Linked DNA regions of Homo sapiens: regions 1 and 2 are each linked to region 3. Evidence: chromatin contacts called from ENCODE Hi-C or POLR2A ChIA-PET data. All regions are on one chromosome and are shown on one strand. The core of a region is the stretch at or near the end of the contact, and the rest is flanking DNA. Distances in the headings are between cores, read along the strand shown. Region 1 overlaps MAP2K2 (mitogen-activated protein kinase kinase 2). Region 2 overlaps YJU2 (YJU2 splicing factor homolog). Region 3 holds the start of SIRT6 (sirtuin 6).

What was found. Hi-C counts contacts between places; a loop is a spot of excess contacts on that map. ChIA-PET counts read pairs that join two places held with the same protein, here RNA polymerase II (POLR2A). Pooled maps may share reads with other maps.
Region 1: a map of CD4-positive, alpha-beta memory T cell shows a loop between it and region 3 (2.0-fold over the local background). The contact joins the enhancer-like site here to the promoter of SIRT6 in region 3. A Hi-C loop is called at or near these places in 2 of 168 maps with a recorded cell type or tissue (CD4-positive, alpha-beta memory T cell and breast epithelium), 4 of 37 single-sample maps with no recorded cell type and 7 of 50 pooled maps. POLR2A ChIA-PET finds 5 or more read pairs at or near these places in 4 of 52 experiments (GM10248, HepG2, Panc1 and 1 more).
Region 2: a pooled map shows a loop between it and region 3 (2.6-fold over the local background). The contact joins the enhancer-like site here to the promoter of SIRT6 in region 3. A Hi-C loop is called at or near these places in 2 of 50 pooled maps. POLR2A ChIA-PET finds 5 or more read pairs at or near these places in 2 of 52 experiments (OCI-LY7 and activated CD4-positive, alpha-beta T cell).

Annotation. Positions count from the first base shown.
Region 1 is chr19:4,106,608-4,111,024 of GRCh38, reverse strand. It overlaps MAP2K2 (mitogen-activated protein kinase kinase 2), which reads left to right. Exons shown (of 11, transcript NM_030662.4): 3 at 370-516. Among named protein-coding and RNA genes, the nearest start is that of MAP2K2, 15 kb to the left of the region's middle. RefSeq lists an enhancer at 1,550-1,679. Within about 2 kb of position 2,069, at least 8 of the 41 ENCODE cell types and tissues checked have a DNase peak (open chromatin) inside an H3K27ac peak, as active enhancers do.
Region 2 is chr19:4,266,207-4,270,656 of GRCh38, reverse strand. It overlaps YJU2 (YJU2 splicing factor homolog), which reads right to left. Exons shown (of 8, transcript NM_018074.6): 7 at 2,883-3,033; 8 at 1,569-2,073. The coding sequence ends at 1,961. Among named protein-coding and RNA genes, the nearest start is that of SHD, 11 kb to the left of the region's middle. Within about 2 kb of position 2,861, at least 4 of the 41 ENCODE cell types and tissues checked have a DNase peak (open chromatin) inside an H3K27ac peak, as active enhancers do.
Region 3 is chr19:4,181,313-4,185,621 of GRCh38, reverse strand. It overlaps SIRT6 (sirtuin 6), which reads left to right and starts at 3,059. Exons shown (of 8, transcript NM_016539.4): 1 at 3,059-3,148. The coding sequence starts at 3,083. It overlaps ANKRD24 (ankyrin repeat domain 24), which reads right to left and starts at 2,933. Exons shown (of 22, transcript NM_001393985.1): 1 at 2,882-2,933. RefSeq lists enhancers at 2,876-2,925, 2,996-3,085.

The DNA.
Region 1 (4,417 bases), core at 820-3,319, 74 kb after region 3:
CGCACTAAGCATGACATCCTCAGGGTTCACCCACGCTGTGGCCGGGGTCTTGGCCTGGTTCCTCTTTACGGCTGAGTCCTGTTTCAGTGAGGGGTGGGCTGCGCTGGGTTGGCCTGTTCTGCCCTGGGTGGACGCCTGGGTTCTTTCCACCCTTGCCTGCTGTGAGTCGTGCTGCTGTGAGCACTTGGGACACGTTTCTGTGTGGACGTATGTGTCCACTTCTAGGCAGACACCTAGGGGTGGAATTGCGGAGGGGGTACTGAGTTGGTCTTGACCACTGTTGGGAACGCCTGCAGAGCAGAGGCCCCAAATGCCTTCATCCCGTTTTCGGGCACCCCCCAAGCCAGTCTCGCCCCTCTCCCCTTGCAGCTGATCCACCTTGAGATCAAGCCGGCCATCCGGAACCAGATCATCCGCGAGCTGCAGGTCCTGCACGAATGCAACTCGCCGTACATCGTGGGCTTCTACGGGGCCTTCTACAGTGACGGGGAGATCAGCATTTGCATGGAACACATGGTGAGTGCGTCCGGGGCAGGGGCAGGGGCAGGGCCTCCACGGAACAGAGCATGTTGGGGAGAAGGAAGACCCCCTCACGGCCCCTTTCCTCAGAGGCAACAGTGCGCTGGCTTCCAGGGGATCCTTCTCAAGGCAGTCGATGCCATACAAGTATGTATATGTAGATGCCTTTGGTTTTGTTTTGTTTTCTTTTTGTTTTTTTGAGAGGCAGTCTCACTCTGTCACTCAGGCTAGAATCTAGTAGTGGCACAATCTCGGCTCACTGCAACCTCCACCTCCCAGATTCAAGTGATACTTCTGACTCAGCCTCCCGAGTAGCTGGGATTACAGGCGCCCGCCACCACTCCTGGCTAATTTTTGTATTTTTAGTAGAGACAGGGTTTCACCATCTTGGCCAGGCTGGTCTCAAACTCCTGACCTCAGGTGATCCACCTGCCTCGACTTCCCAAAGTGCTGGGATTACAGGTGTGAGCCACCGCGCCCAGCCAATGATTTTGTTTTTTAAGCACTCATGTCTTCCTCCCAGCTTTGCTTTTTCTCTTGCTGTATCCCGGGCGTCCTTATGACAGCAGAGAGGGAAAACACTCCCGTTTTGGGGGGTACGTAGGTTGTTTCCAGTCTCTGCCCTATCTCAAATAACATGGCACTGACTCGCAGGCACACCTGTGAGGTAAGCTGTGTGAGGGAATTGCTGGGTTCCAGGGTAGATGCAATTAAAAACTGATCCCTATTAGGCCGGGCACGGTGGCTCATGCCTGTAATCCTACCATTTTGGGAGGCTGAGGTGGGAGGATCATTTAAGCCCAGGAGTTCGATACCAGGCTGGGCAACATAGTGAGAAACCATCTCTATAATTTAAAATATTAGGTGAGTGTGGTGGCACGTGCCTGTTTTAAAATTGTTAACAACATTTAAAAATGGGGATAAAAATAGCACCAGCTACATGAGAGGCTGAGGTGGGAAGATCACTTGAGCCCAGGAGGTTGAGGCTACAGTGAGCTTTGGTCACGCCACTGCACTCCAGCCCGGGCAGCAGAGCGAGATGCTGTCTCAAAACATAACAAAGCTGATGACTGTTTTTAAATGGCCTTCTCAGGAAAGTGTGGCAGTCTGAGCTTGTCAAGGCAGGCCTGTGCCTCCCCCAGCTCAGATCTGTGGGACCACAGTCTCTAGGGTGGGGTACAGGCACCCCCTTCATTGACTCTGACGTGCCCCCTTGTTAAGACACTCTGGCCTCGAAGCCCAGAAGTGGGTGAGATTGGGTGGAACAAAAGGAGAAGTGGCCAGAGCTCAAAACCCCGGAGGAAATGCTGCCGACCCCGCCACACCGAGCTCATCAGGTATCAGACCGCCTGCCGCACAGCGTCGTTTGCAAAACCAGAATGCTTGGGTGACACCCTGCAAACGTGCGATCCCCTTTGACAGTTTTGTAATGAAGGCAGGAAGTGAATTTGAGCAAGGCCCCCACGTAGCCATGTGACCCGAGCAAGGCAGCACCCGCCTTGGAGCCCCTTTCCCGCCTGCGAGGGAGACCTGGCGTCTGCCCCGCTGCTCGCAGAGTCACGTTGCCGGCGGCATCAAAGGGCGAGGAAAGGATGAGGAAGCGCTTTGTGGTCTGAGGCAGCCCCTCTGTCATGTGGTGCTCCCTATTCCTCCTCCTCGTCTTCCTCGTCTTCCCCCTCCTCCTCGCGCCCGGCAGGCACCCTCGCTACTCAGGAGTTCTGTCCATCCTCGTTTTGTGTGGCTGACTCAGTTCTCGAGCCCCCTTCCTCCCATGCAGAAAGGGGACAGTGTGGCAACCCGCCCCCAACCTCTATTCTTGGTGAATTTAAAATGGGGGTTCCCAGAGTGGGTGCTGGCACCCCAGGGGACACCACACAGACCACCAGGCTGCAGGAGGGAGACACAGGCCGTGCTGTCTGTGTTATGGAGTGCACCCTTTAAAAGTTCCGAGGTGGTCTAGCCAGGGGCGGTGGCTCACACCTGTAATCCCAGCACTTTGGGAGGCCGAGGCGAGTTCAGGAGATCGAGACTATTCTGGCTTGGCTAACGTGGTGAAACCCCGTCTCTACTAAAAAAAAAAAAAAAAATACAAAAAAAATTAGCCAGGCATGGTGGCGGGTGCCTGTAGTCCCAGCTACTTGGGAGGCTGAGGCAGGGGAATGGCGTGAACCCTGGAGGCAGAGCTTTCAGTGAGCTGAGATCGTGCCACTGCACTCCAGCCTGGGCCACAGAGCGAGACTCCATCTCAAAACAAACAAACAAACAAAAACAACGTGGAGCACGTTGATTTTTAAAGCATTGGGTGAGCCCTGACAGGGCAGCATCCGTGGAAGTAAAGTCATCCAAGGGGGCCATCCCTGCCATCCTCGCCGGCCCTGTGAATTCTCTCCATGCTGAACGATGCTCTCGGAATTCACCTGAGTGCCCATAGGTTTCCATGGAAGGGCCTGCCCAGCACCTGATTCATTCCCTCCCAGGCCACCCCAGTGAGGCAAAGGGGCAGCTTAGCACCGGGGCTGAGGATGGGCGTCCGGGTCAGGTCTCGGCCCCACCGCTCACCCTTACCACGGGTTCGGGACAGGACTCTTGCCGCTTCTGCTGTGAAGCTGAGGGAGGTCGTAGTCCCTGCTGGGGTGAGGACTGTGTGAGCTCCTCCCAGGATGGCACCCGGCACGCACAGGTGTTGCATCCATGTCCTGGCTGCTGCAGCCATTTCCCTGTATTTCTACGCTGTTTCCTCATATTTCTATGTCATCTTTATTTTGCATTTTTTTCCTTCTTTTTTTGTGGGGGGTAGGGGGTACAAGGTCTCTCTCTGTCACCCAGGTTGGAGTGCAGTGGCATGATCCTAGCTCACTGCAGCCTCCACCTCTTGGGCTCAAACGATCCTCCTGCCTCAACCTTCCAGGTAGCCGGGACTACAGGTGCACCAGCACGCTTGAGTAGCTTTTTAAGTTTGTTTTTTTTTTTTTTTTTTTTTTTGAGACGGAGTCTAGCTCTGTCGCCCAGGCTGGAGTGCAGTGGCACAATCTTGGCTCACTGCAAGCTCCACCTCCCAGGTTCACGCCATTCTCCCGCCTCAGCCTCCCGAGTAGCTGGGACTACAGGCGCCCGCCACCACAGCCGGCTAATTTTTTGTATTTTTAGTAGAGACGGGGTTTCGCTGTGTTAGCCAGGATGGTCTCGATCTCCTGACCTCGTGATCCGCCTGCCTCTGCCTCCCAAAAGTGCTGGGATTACAGGCGTGAGCCACCGCGCCCGGCAAGTTTTTTTGTAGATATGGGATGGCACTATGTTTCCCAGGCTAATCTTGAACTCCTGGGCTCAAACGATTCTCCCGCCTCAGCCTCCCAAAGTGCTGGGATTACAGGGGTGAGCCACCGTGCCCAGTGATGTATTTATATAAAATGGCAAGCACTTGTTGGTGACTGGAACTTAGGAACAGTGGGGCTGGCTGCTTCCCTGGGGTCTGAACCTATTACTGGATAACTCGGGGCAAGAACCCAGTGGACAGTGGGGCCTCATGGGATGGGGAAAGGAGAGCCAGTGGCTTACGGACCTCGTAGAGGTGCCCCTTGGCCTTTCTGGGGGTCTCGTCCTATCTGCTGAAGAATGCCCGTCTTGTTCTACTGTAATGGAAACTGGACATGTCCATCAGTAAGGGAGTGATTAAAGAATGATATTTGGCTGCTTTGCAGTGGCAAAGTGAAATCCACAATGGTGTACTGAATGGGAGTATCCCCACAGTACAACACTATTCATGTAGTGGAGGGGTGGTTGTAGAAAATAAACATAGCATGGGCTGGGTGCAGTGGCTCACGTTTGTAATCCTAGCACTTTGGGAGGCCAAGGCAGGCGGATCACGAGGTCAAGAGTTCAAGACCATCCTGGCCAACAT
Region 2 (4,450 bases), core at 1,612-4,111, 85 kb before region 3:
CAGTCTGGACTCGACCTCCTGTCTTCAACCAACCCTCCTGCCTCAGCCCCCCAAAGTCCTGGGATTACAGGAACATGCCACAGTTCCTGTCCTGGGCCTAGCTCCCCACCCCCCTCCCCCTTTTTCAGGCAGGATCTTGGTCTCTCACCAAGGCTGGAGTGCAGTGGTACAGTTACACCTCACTGCAGCCTCAATCTCCCGGGCTCAAGTGATCCTCCCACCTCAGCCTCCCAAGTAGCTGGGATTCCAGGCCTGAGCCACCACACCCGGCTGGAATTCCATTATTTATGCCAGAGTTCAGCCTTCACCTACTGGGGACATTGGGTTCGTTCCCCATAATGTTGCTGCTAAACACAGTGTCACGACAAACCTCCTCGTGGGTGTTTCCTTATGAATGTGGGCAAATACCTCTTAGAACAGACAGCCAGAAATGGAACTGCCTACTCAAAGAAGGTTCATATTGTTCACTTTAAAAGATTCCAGGCTGGTGCAGTGTCTCACGCCTGTAATCCCTGCACTTTGGGAGGCTGAGGCAGTCAGATCACCTGAGGTCAGGAGTTCAAGACCAGCCTGGCCAAGATGGTGAGACCCGTCTCTACTAAAAACACAAAAATTAGCTGGGCGTGGTGGCAGGCACCTGTAATCCCAGCTGCTGGGGAGGCTGAGGCAGAGAATTGCTTGAACCTGGGAGGTGGAGGTTGCAGTGAGCCAAGATCACACCACTGCACTCTAGCCTGGGCAACAGAGGGAGACTCTGTCTCAAACAAACAAACAAAAAGATTGTACAGGCAGGGCACAATGGCTCAGGCCTGTAATCTTAGCACTTTGGGAGGCTGAGGCAGGCAGATCACCTGAGGTCAGGAGTTCAAGACCAGCCTGGCCAACATGGTGAAACCCTGTCTCTACTAAAAATACAAAAATTAAGCCAGGCGTGGTGGCGGGCGCCTGTAATCCCAGCTACTCTGGAGGCTGAGGCAGGAGAATCGCTTGAACCCGGGAGGCGGAGGTTGCAGTGAGCCAAGATCGCGCCATCGCACTCCAGCCTGGGGGACAAGAGCGAGACGTCGTCTCCAAAAAAAAAAAAAAAAAAAAAAGGTAAAGAAAGAAAAAAAAAAAGAAGAGAAAACAAAAAGAGCCCAGATGCACACTCAGGCGACAACTAAATATAAATATCTGGGCTCATGCCTGTTACAGTGGCTTATGCCTGTGACCCCAGCACTTTGTGAGGCTGAGGCAGGAGGATCACTTGAGCCCATGAGTTCAAGATCAGCCTGGGCAACATGATGAAACCCAGTCTCTACTAAATATACAAAAAGTTAGCCAGGAATGGTGGCATCCACCTGAGGTCTCAGCGACTCGCGAGGCTGAGGTGGGAGGATCACCTGAGCTCGGAAGTTCAAGGCTGCAGTGAGTCAAGAATACGCTACCGCACTCCAGCCTGGGCAACAGAGTGAGATCCTGTCTCAAGACACAAACAAACCTCTGTGGAATGACCCTCGAATTGTGCTAACAGAGGAGGTCCTGGGACCTCCTCATCAGACTCTGGGAGAGAGAAGGGGCCCAGGCGGTTGGCAGGTTTCCTTTTATTGGTTCTAGACAGTTTGTGGAAGGAAGAGATGAGGCCATCTAGAGGCCGGCAGGCTCGCCCAGTGCCCCAAACACTGCCACCCTGAAGTAGTGTTGGAAGCTGCTCCAGGGATGTTGCAGCCCTAAGCACAGTGACAGGTGGGGGCAGGAGCAGCAGGGGTCCCCGAGGTGTTGAGAGGCTGGTGAGGGCACAGAGAAGGGACCTCCTGGGGCTGAGGCCCCTGGTGGCCCTATGTGTTGGAGCACGCTGGCGCTTGTCTGTCCGGCCTCCAGTCACGCCAAGGCCTCCTGCCCTGACCACCAGCAATGCTGGCCTCAATGTGGCTGAAGCTGGACGTGTGACTTTGACCCCGTGAGGGGGTCCTGGGAGGGCTCAGTTGCTGCCGTTGCTGTCGTCACTGTCCAGGTATGCACCCAGTTGGCTCAGGGAGGACGCGCCAGGCGTCAGGGGTGTAGGGTTGGCCTCCTTCCTGTTCTGCGGGGCTCCTGGTGGGAGAGCGAGAGTTAGCTCATCTCAGCTCCACAGCAGACAGGCCAGGGACAAGGCACGGGGCCGGCCACCTCTGCAGGTTTGCAAGGTCCAGAGGTGACAGCATGTGAATGGCCTGGCCTTTCTGGATGGCACCTGATGGGACCCATTGCAGATTTACATCTGCACACCCGGGACTCAACAGCTCCGCTTCTGAACAATGGCCAATGCAAACCTTGCCCAGGCAGGCAACGTGCGCTGCCAAGAATGGAAATGGCGCAAAGTTCACAGTCCAGTCACTGTGGACTTAATCGCCTTAGGAAACATCATACTAAGGCAACTAAAAGACAAAAACAGGCCGGGCGCGGTGGCTCATGCCTGTAATCCCAGCATTTTGGGAGGCCGAGGTGAGTGGATCACCTGAGGTCGGGAGTTCCAGACCAGCCTGACCAACATGGAGAAATCCCACCTCTACTAATAATACAAAAATTTAGCCGGGCGTGGTGCTGTAGTCCCAGCTACTTGGGAGGCTGAGGCAGAGAACTGCTCAAACCAGGGAGGCGGAGGTTGCGGTGAGCCGAGATGGCACCACTGCACTCCAGCCTGGGCAACAGAGCAAGACTCTGTCTCAAAAAAAAAAAAAGAAAAAAGAAAAAAGAAAAAAAGAAGCCGCCTGCCTTCTCTGCTCACTCCACTAATTGGTCCTGTGGGGGTCGCAGGCCGCCCCCACCCACCCCATGAAGTCTCTGTAACTGCAAAGGGAGCTGCTGCCACCTACAGGCCACTATAGAAACCGCGCCCGGCTCTGGGAACTCTGTGACCTTACCTGGGGTGGGGGCCGCCTGAGGCTGCCCGTTGCTGCAGTCCGGGTCGGCCTTTGCCTTCTTCACCACGACCAGCCTCGACAGCGGGGGCCGGCTGCCCAGGCTGCCAACGCTCTGCTCCCAGACCTCCACCTTCCTCTTGGGCTTTGGGGCCTGCAGGTGATGGGGACACATGTGGGGGTCTGGCCCGGATCCAGGGCCCAGTCTGGCCCCTCGCCACAACCCCTGCTCACTGCCCCATGCCCACTCTTCCACTGCTGCACTGACCACATTCCTCCTCTGCTCTAAACTCCTCTATGGCTCCCCACTGCCCTAGGCTTGGCACTCAAGGCCTCTGCCCATTCTCCATCCCACATAGCCTGGTCTGGCACTTCCTGAGTCACACCATGGCTTCTCATCTCCACGCCTTTACCCATGCTATTCCCTTCACCAGGGATGCCCCCTTTTCCATGCACTCGCTTGGTGAACTCCTACTCACCCTTCAATACCCAACACAAGACACCCCTCCTCTGAGAAGCCCATCATGGTTCAAGCTCACATGCAGGCTGCATGTCCACGCTCACAGTGCCCTCTGCTGGCTGTTATAACTCTCTCCCCAACTCTGCCGTGAGCTCCTGTCTTCCCCACTGCTGGCTCTGCGGTGCCACAAACAGTTCCTGGCACAAGGAGGTGCTCAATGTACTTGAGAGAACGAGTGAAAATGGAGGAAGCCGCCTTGAGAAAGAGTTAGGGGCAGGTAGAAAAGGCCTCCAGCTCCTTAACTGCAACAGAAGGGACCCTTTAATCTATATTATTAAAAAAATTTTTTTGGGGGGAAGGTCTCACTCTATTGCCCAGGCTGGAGTGCAGTGGTGCAATCATAGCTCACTGCAGCCTCGAACTCCTGGGCTCAAGCGATTCTCCTGCCTCAGCCTCCTGCAGGTGCACGCCACCATGGCAGGCTAACATTTTTAATTTTTGTAGAGACGGGATCTCGCTATGTTGCCCAGGCTGGTCTCAAACTCCTGGCTCAAGCGATCCTCCCGTCTCAGCGTCCCAAAGAGCTGGGATGACAGGCGTGAGCCACTGCATCTAGCCTCTTCAATCTGTTTTATGTTTAAATAGAGGAAGTGGTAACCACTGGGTTAAGGAAGTCCCAATGGGTGCTCTGCCCTCACGGAGCTCACCGTGTGGGGAGGGAGAGGGACAAGGAGACCAATACCCAGGATAACATCCATCTGGGTGAGAGAGAAGCCAGGGTGCGTGAGCTTGAATTGTGAGGATGAGCTTCTCAGAGGAAGGGCGTCTTGCATTGGGTATTGAAGGGCGAGTAGGAGTTCACCAAGCGAGTGCTTGGCAAAGGGGGCATCCCAGGTAAGGGGAATGGCATGGGTAAAGGCGTGATGAGAAGCCACAGTGTGATTCAGGAAGTGCCAGGGCAGGCTAGGTGGGATGGAGAATGGGCAGAGACCTTGAGTGCCAAGCTGACGGTGTGAGGGGCGGCCACTGCTAAGGTGGTGGAGAGGCCTCCTTAAAGTTGTGGCTCTGGGCCGGGCGCAGTGGCTCATGCTTCTAATCCCGGCACTTTGGG
Region 3 (4,309 bases), core at 1,810-4,309:
ACACGTGCACTTCTGTCCACCTGGGCCTGTTCTACGTTCCGCATGGGCAGGCACGGAGGTCAGGCAGGCCTATCTTGAGGGGGTGTGTTTTTTGAGGGGTGTGACTGTGAGGCCCTATGTGTGAAAGGGATTTCTGTGATGGAGAATCTGTATTTGCCTCTTACCAAGGAGTAGGGGTTGGCATGGCCTCTACCTGTCCACCTATCTACTCGTGAATTCTCCAAGCCACCCTTCCACGCATTTACCACCTATGCACTCACCTGGACATCCATCCTCCCACCTAAGCACTGTATAACCACCCACTGGCCACCACCCACAAACCCACCCACCCAATTCATGTTCTCATGGTTCTTCATCACCCTTTAATCAGATTTCACCCACACATCCATCCACCCACCCAAACACCTACCAACTCCCACCATTCATCCATCCACTCATCCACCCATCCATCCACTTATCCATCCCTTCATCCATCCACCCAACCACCCATCCATCCATCTGCCCAAGCATCCATCCATCCACCCATCTGCCCACCCAATCACACACCCATCCACCCATCCACCCACCCACCCATCCACTCATCCATCCACTTATCCATCCCTCCATCCACCCACCCAACCACCAATCCATCCATCCACCCACCCACCCACCAGTGCATCCATCCACCCACCCACCAGTCCATCCATGGATCCTTCCATCCATCCATCCATCCACTTATCCATCCCTCCATCCATTTGCCCAATCACCCACCCATTCATCCATCCACCCATCCATCCATACATCTACCCATTCACCCATCTACCAAACCACCAATCCACCTATTCGCCCCCCATCCATCCACCCACCCATCCATTCATCTACCCCTCCACCGGTGCCCATTCACTCACTACCTACCCTTTTTTCTTCTACCTCTGACTGGAGGATTCAATCACACCCAAAGCAGGGGGTAATAAGACACCCAACAGAGGAGTTCACAGGCTGCTTGGGAGAAGACAATCCGTGGGCTTGGGGGAGGGAGAAACGCCTGCTAAATTTAGGAAGCTGCTTGCTGGAAGAGGTGATGGTAAATAAGAAGGGCCTGATGGCCGGGTGGGATGTTGAGCACCTGCCTTGGAGGAAGCTAGGCAGGGCACAGGCCGGCAAGTGGGAAGTGCGTGGGTGAACGAGTGCATGTGTGTGTCAGGGTACCTGGGTAGCTCCGCAGCCTGGCTAGGACTCAGCACGGCTTCTTTCTCCCACATACAAGGGCTCAGGGGCCTGGGGCCATAAGGGGATCCTCCGTCCTGGGCCTCTCCCACCTCCTTCCTCCCCTACCTCCTGCAGCTCCAGTGCCCCGAGCTCCCGGCCACAGTGCCCACTGCCGGCTCCGGTTACCCACTCCCAGCTGGGCCACGAGCAGCTCCAGCCGCTCCACTCTGACACCTGATCGGCTCTGAGCAGGCGGCCGCCCCAGGGGGCCGGGGATGAGCCGAGGGAGGAGACAGGCTGGCAGCGGACTGCCTGTTGGCCAACTGGCTCTGGCGGGAAGACACCCACGATCTTCCCTATCATCACTGGACTGATTTCAGTTTCTGGAAGGAGCCATGCTCTTCCTCTTTCTCAGCCTTTGCACTTGCTGTTCCCCCCACCAGGAACATTCTTTCTGTACTTCATGTCACCCCAACCGGCTCTACCTGACTCATGCACTCTTTATTTATTTATTTATTTATTTTTGAGACGGAGTTTCATGCTTGTTGCCCAGGCTGGAGTGCAATGGCGCGATCTCCGGCTCACCGCAATCTCCGCCTCCTGGGTTCAAGCAATTCTCCTGCCTCAGCCTCCCGAGCAGCTGCGATTACAGGCCACCACACCCAGCTAATTTTGTATTTTTAGTAGAGACGGGGTTTCTCCATGTTGGTCAGGGTGGTCTCGAACTCCCAATCTCAGGTGATCCACCTGCCTTGGCCTCCCAAAGTGCTGGGATTACAGGTGTGAGCCACTGCGCCCGGCTCACTCACTTTTTAGATCTTTGCTGCAACATCCCCTCCTCCAGGAAGCCCTCCCGGATGCCCCCAGCCTGGGTCAGGTGCCTCCTGTGAGCCCCCTCACTGCCCTGTGCCCTCTGCATCACCCATTGCACCCCAACCACACCATGTCACCATTACCTGGTCACATGTTTGTGTCCACCCGCAGCCACCAGGGCATAGATGGTACCACCTTTGCTCTCCAGTGTGCCCAGTACAAAGTAGGTACTCAACACATGATTCTTAAATGAGTCCTCCAGGCCACCAGCCCCATTGACCTTGAGCAGGACCTGTCCTGCAGAATGCAGAACCTCCAGTTGGATGATACTCAGATAACTTGGCCGGACGCAGTGGCTCACGCCTGTAATCCCAGCACTTTGGGAGGCCGAGGCGGTCAGATCACCTGAGGTCAGGAGTTCGGGACCAGCCTGACCAACATGGAGAAACCCCGTCTCTACTAAAAAATACAAAAATTTGCTGGGTGTGGTGGCGGGCGCCTGTAATCCCAGCTACTAGGGAGGCTGAGGCAGGAGAATCGCTTGAACCCAAGAGGCGGAGGTTGCAGTGAACCGAGATTGCGCCACTGCACTCCAGCCTGGGCAACAGAGCGAGGCTCCGTCACACACACACACACACACACACACACACACACAAATGAGATATTCAGGTAACTCTGCGTGGCATTCAAAACCCTTAGGCTGGGGTCCCTGCTGTCCGGCTCTGTCCTTACGGAATTTACTAATCCGTAAAAGGGGTTGTGGGGACATGGATAGCCTGTGTCCCGCATTTTAGAGGTGACTGGAGAACTCTCACGTAGGCGGCCGCCCCAATTTCCCGCCCGGGTCATCGGGGAGCCCCTTCCCAAGCCCCGCAAACACCTGCATGCAAAGAGGCAGGCTTCCTTCTGACAGCAGATAACATGTCGCCTGCGGCGTCAGCAAGAGGCGCATGCGCCTTGCCGTGGGAGGCCGGGTGCGCAGGACTGGAACGCGGTTCCTCCTTCTTCCCCGCCCCGCCCCGCTTCCGGCGGAAGCGGCCTCAACAAGGGAAACTTTATTGTTCCCGTGGGGCAGTCGAGGATGTCGGTGAATTACGCGGCGGGGCTGTCGCCGTACGCGGACAAGGGCAAGTGCGGCCTCCCGGAGGTGAGCGCGTCTGAGGGTCCCGAGCATCGCGCCCCAGGGCCGCGGGCTGGGAGCGGCCGGATGGCAGGGGGGCATTGTGGGAATATCAGGGGGCACTGAGGCTAGACAATGGGAGGGACTTCCCAGTGAGGAAGGGGCGGGAAGTGACGCCCCTGCGCGCCGGGGGACGCCAACACGCCCAACTCTGTGGTCACCCTGTCGGGGCTGATCGGGGAGAGAGGGGATGTAGTTCCAGGAAGAGGGGACGACAGGCGCAAAGGGAGGTGGGAATAAACACACCTGGAGAACGATTAGGCCTGGGAGGTTTCCAGAGCCGGGCCAGGACGGGGCTCAAATGCCAGGCTGGGGAGTTGGCACTTTATCCTGAGGGTGATGGGGAAGGGTTTTGCCCTGGCGAGGGGACTGGACAGAATGTGCCAGAAAGATCCCTCCAGCCACTCAGAGGGGAAGTGGAGGGATCGGCTGCCCCCTCCACGCACTGTGGGACTTTGGGGAAGTCACTTCCCTTTTGGGTCTCCATCTCCAAACTTTCTGCAAACGAGGTGAAGATGGCCCCATTCCATAAGGCTGGCCCATGCATTCTGACTCATGCATTTAATGAGCGCTGATGGTGTGCGCCCGTCCAGAAGCCCCACTCTTCACTGCTGCTGTTAGTCACTTTATTATTATTATTATTATATTTTTGAGATGGAGTTTCTCTGTCGCCCAGGCTGGAGTGCAGTGGCGCGATCTCGGCTCACTGCAACCTCCGCCTCCTAGGTTCAAGCGATTCTCCTGCCTCAGCCTCCTGAGTAGAGTAGATGAGACTACAGGCACCTGCCACCACGCCTGGCTAATTTTTGTATTTTTAGTAGAGGCGGGGTTTCACCATGTTGGCCAGTCTGCTCTTGAACTCTTGATCTCAAGTGATCCACCCACCTTGGCTTCCCAAAGTGCTGGGATTATAGGCGTGAGCCACCATACCCGGCCTGTTAGTCACTTTATTCCACCAACATTTATAGAGCACTTACTGTAGCTCAGGCACTTTCTAGGTACTAAGGCCACAGCCAGGAGCAACACAGATTAAAAACCCCTCCTTCTAGTAAGGGAGACTGACTAGGGGTTGCATGGAAACCAGTTGGCCAAGGGAGGCATCACTGTCACTGAAGTGACATCTAAGCC